2 separate regions of the Homo sapiens genome follow, and region 1 is linked to region 2. A link is a contact called in ENCODE Hi-C or POLR2A ChIA-PET data. All regions are on one chromosome and are shown on one strand. Each heading gives the region's core, a stretch centred on a gene start or an enhancer-like site at or near the end of the contact. The rest is flanking DNA. Distances are from core to core; before and after follow the strand shown. Region 1 has its middle 55 kb from the start of GATA6-AS1. Region 2 has its middle 64 kb from the start of LINC01900.

Region 1 (2,700 bases), core at 2-2,501, 69 kb after region 2:
GCCTGCCCGGCTCTGAGGTCTGTGATCCTTCATATCACCCTGCTGACAAGGCAGAATGCTGACAAAAGCGTCAGCATTTTGTGGGGTGAACCTGGGGACACAGGCATTTCTCCTACCCTCAATGTCCTCAGATGGGGTTGAATTGAATACGTCTCAAATTGTTTTCAAGGCATAAAACTATTGCCTATGTAGGTCCTCAGTAAATGTTGAGTGAATCACATTGTATATATCCAAAACTCTATCACCAGCGTTAGGTGAGATGGGCAAGGCCCAGGAGGCAGGGAAAGGAAATAATGAAATGTTGTCCATTCATGTGGATCTTAGCCATAAAAGTACTTGTCAGTTTTAACATATATTTGGTTGTTTTAAAAACACATTTTTACATAAGTAGAGCTTTGGCATATTTTTCTATAAACAAATATGGCTGCCTCCTTTGTTATACTTTTTTTTTTTTTTTTTTGGATACAGAGTCTTGCTCTGTTGCCCAGGCTGGAGTGCAGTGGTGCGATCTCGGCTCACCACAACCTCCGCATCCCAGGTTCAAGTGATTCTCCTGCCACAGCCTCCTGCGTAGCTGGGATTACAGGCGGGTGCCACCACGCCAGGCTGATTTTTGTATATTCAGTAGAGACAGGGTTTCACTATGTTGGCCAGGCTGGTCTCAAACTCCTGAACTCATTATCTGCCTGCCTCGGCCACACAAAGTGTTGGGATTACAGGTGTGAGCCACCACGCCCAGCCTGTTATACTTTTAAATACATGTCTGGGGTTAACATTATGCATCAAACTAACTTCTCTTCAGGTGTATATCTTCAGCAGTTTCTATTTCCACCAAGGATTAGAAGGTTTCTAGGCTCGTGTTTACCTGATCTTTAGTATTGTATGTGTGTATACCTGCTTTATAAATAAGTTGGGAATTTCCCCATCTGTCTGAGATCCACGACTGTTCTGCTGGAGGCATTTTCTTCACTCTGCTATGGCTTACTGTGTATGAACTGCTGCCACACTTATGTTATCTAGAGTTATCTGGAACATTTGGGCCTCCTTGATTTAGGTGAGTGAATGAAACAACAAGCAACAACAACAACAACAACAACAACAAACTATGAGTATAGCTAAACAATAAAAAGATAGTGGGTGAAGAGCTGAGCCCAGTAGTGAAGAGACCGGATTCCTGCAGTGTTTCCTGCCTGTCATGAACACCCTGGAGGTGGCCCTGCGCCAGGGTGACCTGCCTCACCCCTGGGTCATCCGTCCAGGGCGCTCTGGGCATGCAGCCTGAGGCTGGGGAAGCTGCTTCCAGCAGAGAAGCGCTGAGAGGGCACGTGGCTTTGTGGGACGTGGTGGCTCATTCTCTCTGCAGGGTTAAGTAGTACCTGGTTTCCCTGGGGTCTACAGAAGATCACAATAATTATCTGGACTTTTGTCATTAAGCTTAGGAGGAAAAAATACACCAAAAAAGGAGAATGAAATCCTGAGGTTTCTTTGCCTGGTGGGTCATCTGAAACCCCACTCAGGAAGTAACCTAGAAAGGGAAAAGTCTGTAGCTCCAAATGATGGGTTCTCTGTGAAAGACCTACAACCTGTACACATGGTGTCATCCCATAATAATCAGCCCCAGTCAAGGGGGTCAGGGATGGGAGGCAAATGCCCTTCTCTTCTTCTAATCTCCCTGGTGTGGTGGTGTTTTTCTGAGACATCTTTCCTCGTTTGGCCAGAGTCCACTTTCAACACATTCAAGGGAAGGGAGGAGGTGGGTGCTCAGTACCCCACTGGGACAGCTGCCTCTTCACCACAGTGGCCCAAAGGTTGGGAGTGAGTTTCCAGATAGTAGCTATTTGAATAAATCAAGGCATATGGACCGCTTTAGTGCTCTTTCATCAAGTATCTATAAAAGCCTTATTAATAGGATGATTCCTATTTGGTAGGTATAGATCAGTGGTTCTCAACTCTGCCTGTTAGAACCCTCTGGAAAGCTCAAAATCTCAGGGATTTTACCATTCCGTTGATGAACTGGAAACAGAAAAAGATGATTCTGACAGACTATTTCTTTCTGACGCCAAACTCCAGGGCCTCTCTTTCCTTTCATTAATTTTATTGGAGTTTACCCAAATAAAAAACATATCTCATCTTATCCACCTCCCTTATCTGCAAGCTGCCCAGCAAGGAAGGTGAAGGTGTTTGGAAACAGAACTCAGCATCCTGCATACCTGGTGACACATACACCAATGACAGGAAGATATTCTGACAAACCAGGAGCAGCACTGGGGATTCTTCCTGCAGGGCCTGTGGTGCCAGTATTTCCCTCCTTTCTTTTTTCTTTCTTTCCTTCCTTCCTTCCTTCCTTCCCTCCCTCCTTCCTTCTTCTTTCCTTCCTTCCCTCTTTCTCTGTCTTTCTTGCTTTCTTTCCTTCTTTCTTTTTCTTTCTCTCTCTCTCTTTTTTTTTTCTTTGAGACAGGTTCTTGCTTTGTCACCCAGGCTGGAGTGCAGTGGCACAATCATGGCTCACTGCAGCCTCGAACTCCTGGGCTCAAGCAATCCACCTACCTTGGCCTCCCAAATAGCTGGGACTACAGGCACACACCATCACGCCCAGCTGATTTTTTTATTTTTTTTGTAGGGACGGAGTCTCACCATGTTTCCTGGGCTGATCTCGAACCCTCAAGCGATCCTCCCACCTCAGCCTCTCAAAGTGCTGGG
Region 2 (2,700 bases), core at 88-2,587:
GAAGAATCTGGGGCAAAATGAAGCCAAATTGAGAACGAGGAGAAAAGAAGATGCTAAGGCCGCAGATAAGGAGGTCTTGAGTGTTACAGCTCTTTTTGAATTTGTCTAGCATGCTTTCTGCTTTTTACTGGAAAGTGCCCCCCCCCAAAAAAATAAAAACGAATAAATAAAAAAGAAAGATTTAAAAAATAAAAGAGAAAGAAGGGCCTGGGAATTGTGGCTGCTCAGAGGACACCCAGCTCTGAGTTCAGTAGACTCTGATGAAGTGCCGCTTCTGCTTATGGTTGTCCCTTCCCATCTATCCTGGTTCTGTTTATCCTGTCTCATATCTCTCAGGATAGTCAGGGCAGCTTCCCCTGTTCTCTTGCCACTGGCTCCAACAACCTGCCTGTCACACATTCTATCTTTTGCTTCTTCAAAATATCTCTAAGATTGACTCTTCCTTTCCTCTCTCCATCAAGTTCCATCTCCCGGGCTGATCCTGCTCCTCTGCGATACGTTCTGCAGATGGTCCTGTGTGGCCCAGTCTTCCAAATGCACCTCTTCAGGGATGCCCATCCTCAGTTAGAGAAACGTGAGTGACCTCGAGGCCCTGCAGGGGGTTCTTCCTTCTGACTCGGCATACTTATTTCTCACTGCACCCGAAAGGAAACCCCTCAATGCAGTTTTTAGAGCTGTCTCCAGTCCCCAGTCTCTTCCTGACCCTGCATTCCTGCACTGGCTGAGATAAACCTTTCTCCTCCTCACTTAATCTGCCACTTAATCTGCATCCTGCCATCCATGAGAGGACTCCAACCCAGGCTGAAGTCTCCTTCTTTGCTTGCATATTAAATGAGCCTGCCATTGCTGGGCATGTCTCTATCCTCTTGCTGGTTAAAATGGTGTTGCTTTCAGCCAAAAGCCTTTGAAAACTTCACAGAGCCATGTCATCTGTCACATACATTGCAAAGAGCAAAACTGGTCAAAGTTAAAGCAAATTTAGTCATTTAGCATAGGGTTGTTTTTGAATGATCCCAGGGATGTTAGTTTTGTCCCCCCACCTCCCAATTTGCTACTGCTGCTGGGGTGTCTGTGAGCCTCTCACAGCGTGTTATTTAGGGCTGGGCTCAGGGGCGGGGGGAGACGCTCACTACACACACGCTAATTGACTTATTGAGTTAGTCATTTGGTCTTTGACAAACATTTATTTACTGCCTACAGAGAAGGCTCAAGTCGATTTTTACTTATCTTCCCAAATGGCACCAAAATTCAACAAGAGCCACCCAACACCTAGGAAAGGACTTTGACCAATGAAAGCAACTTGAGAACAGGTTTTGCTGCCTTCAGCTCACCTTGAGCAGGGGCCAAGCTCAGTGCGTTGGGAAGAGGCACAAAGAGCTCACTTGCTGCATGCTGTTTGTTCAGAAATAGCCTTCCTGAAGCATGAGTCTATTGGTGAGAACTCAGCCTTACAAAGTCAACACAAGGCTTCTGGCTGATGCTCCAGGACACTGGGCTGCTGATGCCTTCCACGCAGATCCAGAACTTCTTGTCCTCTGGGTTCACAATTTCACAGCACAGGGAGTCAGTCCTGGCTTGGCCTCTCCCTCTCACAGACCTGTGGTCAGGGTTTGTGGCCAACTGTAGGGCTTCCTTAAGGGAAGGGGTTTGTAAACCCATTTCTCTAAGTGACCTCCCTGAGCTGCAGCCTTCGGGCTGGTTCTCTCCTCTCTGCATGGCTGTAGCTCTCTGGGGCTGAACATCCCAGTAGCCAAGTGGACAAGTAGACTCTGAGAGGTGGCTATTGAGGCAGAGTAAGGGACTAGTGGGAATCTCTATTGGCAACAGAAATGCAAACGTACCTTCAGGTCAGGTTTAAAGGCCTAGTCAATGATTACATATTTTTATTATTTACCTAGTAAAAATTCCCTTGAGAGGGAGAGAGAAAGAGGAGAGAAAGAAAGAGAGAGAGAGAGAGAGAGAGAGAGAGACAGGTGCTTGATTCTCCACCTCCAAATTTTAGGGTCTATTCAGAGCTTTTGTGGCCATGTGGGGACATCTGTGATCTCTGGCTTCTGGGCTGGGCTCACTCAGAGCAGGGCAATCCAATGGTAGGCCTAAGACTTGTAGACCTTAGCCTGGGAGAGGTTCTGCTTCAAGCAGAAAATGTGGAGCCACAGAGAGGCTGCAGCTCAACAAGGTAATTCTCCCAGCCTCCAGATGACAAAGGTTGCATTTACACCTGGCCAGGAGGTTTAATCATCTACCTTTTCCAAACACAGCAGGCTAACAACCGGCTGGGCCGAAAATCATAAATTAAAAAAAAAAAATCACCAATAAGAGACAGTACAACGGGAAGGAGGAGAAAAGTGGCTCAGTGTCCTTGCTCTAGAGGAGGAACCCCTAGGTTTAACCCCTAGTGGGACCCCTGGGTGGGGAGCCATGAGTGAAGGTCCCACGTGGGAGCCTTTGATGAGAGACTGAGCCAGTGTTCCCCACGCCAGCATGAACAGCACAGTTGCCACAAATCCCATGAAAAAATGGCCCCCTGTGGGCCAGGGTTGTCTGTCTCACCATGGCTGTGGAGAAAGAAGTCTCTGCCATTAAGATCTTCCCCTGGGGGCTTGCAGGGAGGACTGTGCCATGTTACCGGTTCTTTTATGTCTTTGCTTTCTTGTTAGAGACCAGGCTGTCTTTTTGTCACCAAATCAGGCAGACTGG

The links. Hi-C counts contacts between places; a loop is a spot of excess contacts on that map. ChIA-PET counts read pairs that join two places held with the same protein, here RNA polymerase II (POLR2A). Pooled maps may share reads with other maps.
Region 1: a pooled map shows a loop between it and region 2 (4-fold over the local background). The contact joins two enhancer-like sites. A Hi-C loop is called at or near these places in 1 of 168 maps with a recorded cell type or tissue (endothelial cell of hepatic sinusoid) and 1 of 50 pooled maps. POLR2A ChIA-PET finds 5 or more read pairs at or near these places in 1 of 52 experiments (HCT116).

The regions. Positions count from the first base shown.
Region 1 is chr18:22,112,365-22,115,064 of GRCh38, forward strand. No RefSeq gene overlaps it. Among named protein-coding and RNA genes, the nearest start is that of GATA6-AS1, 55 kb to the right of the region's middle. Within about 2 kb of position 1,252, at least 3 of the 41 ENCODE cell types and tissues checked have a DNase peak (open chromatin) inside an H3K27ac peak, as active enhancers do.
Region 2 is chr18:22,043,279-22,045,978 of GRCh38, forward strand. It overlaps the pseudogene RNU7-17P. Among named protein-coding and RNA genes, the nearest start is that of LINC01900, 64 kb to the left of the region's middle. Within about 2 kb of position 1,338, at least 6 of the 41 ENCODE cell types and tissues checked have a DNase peak (open chromatin) inside an H3K27ac peak, as active enhancers do.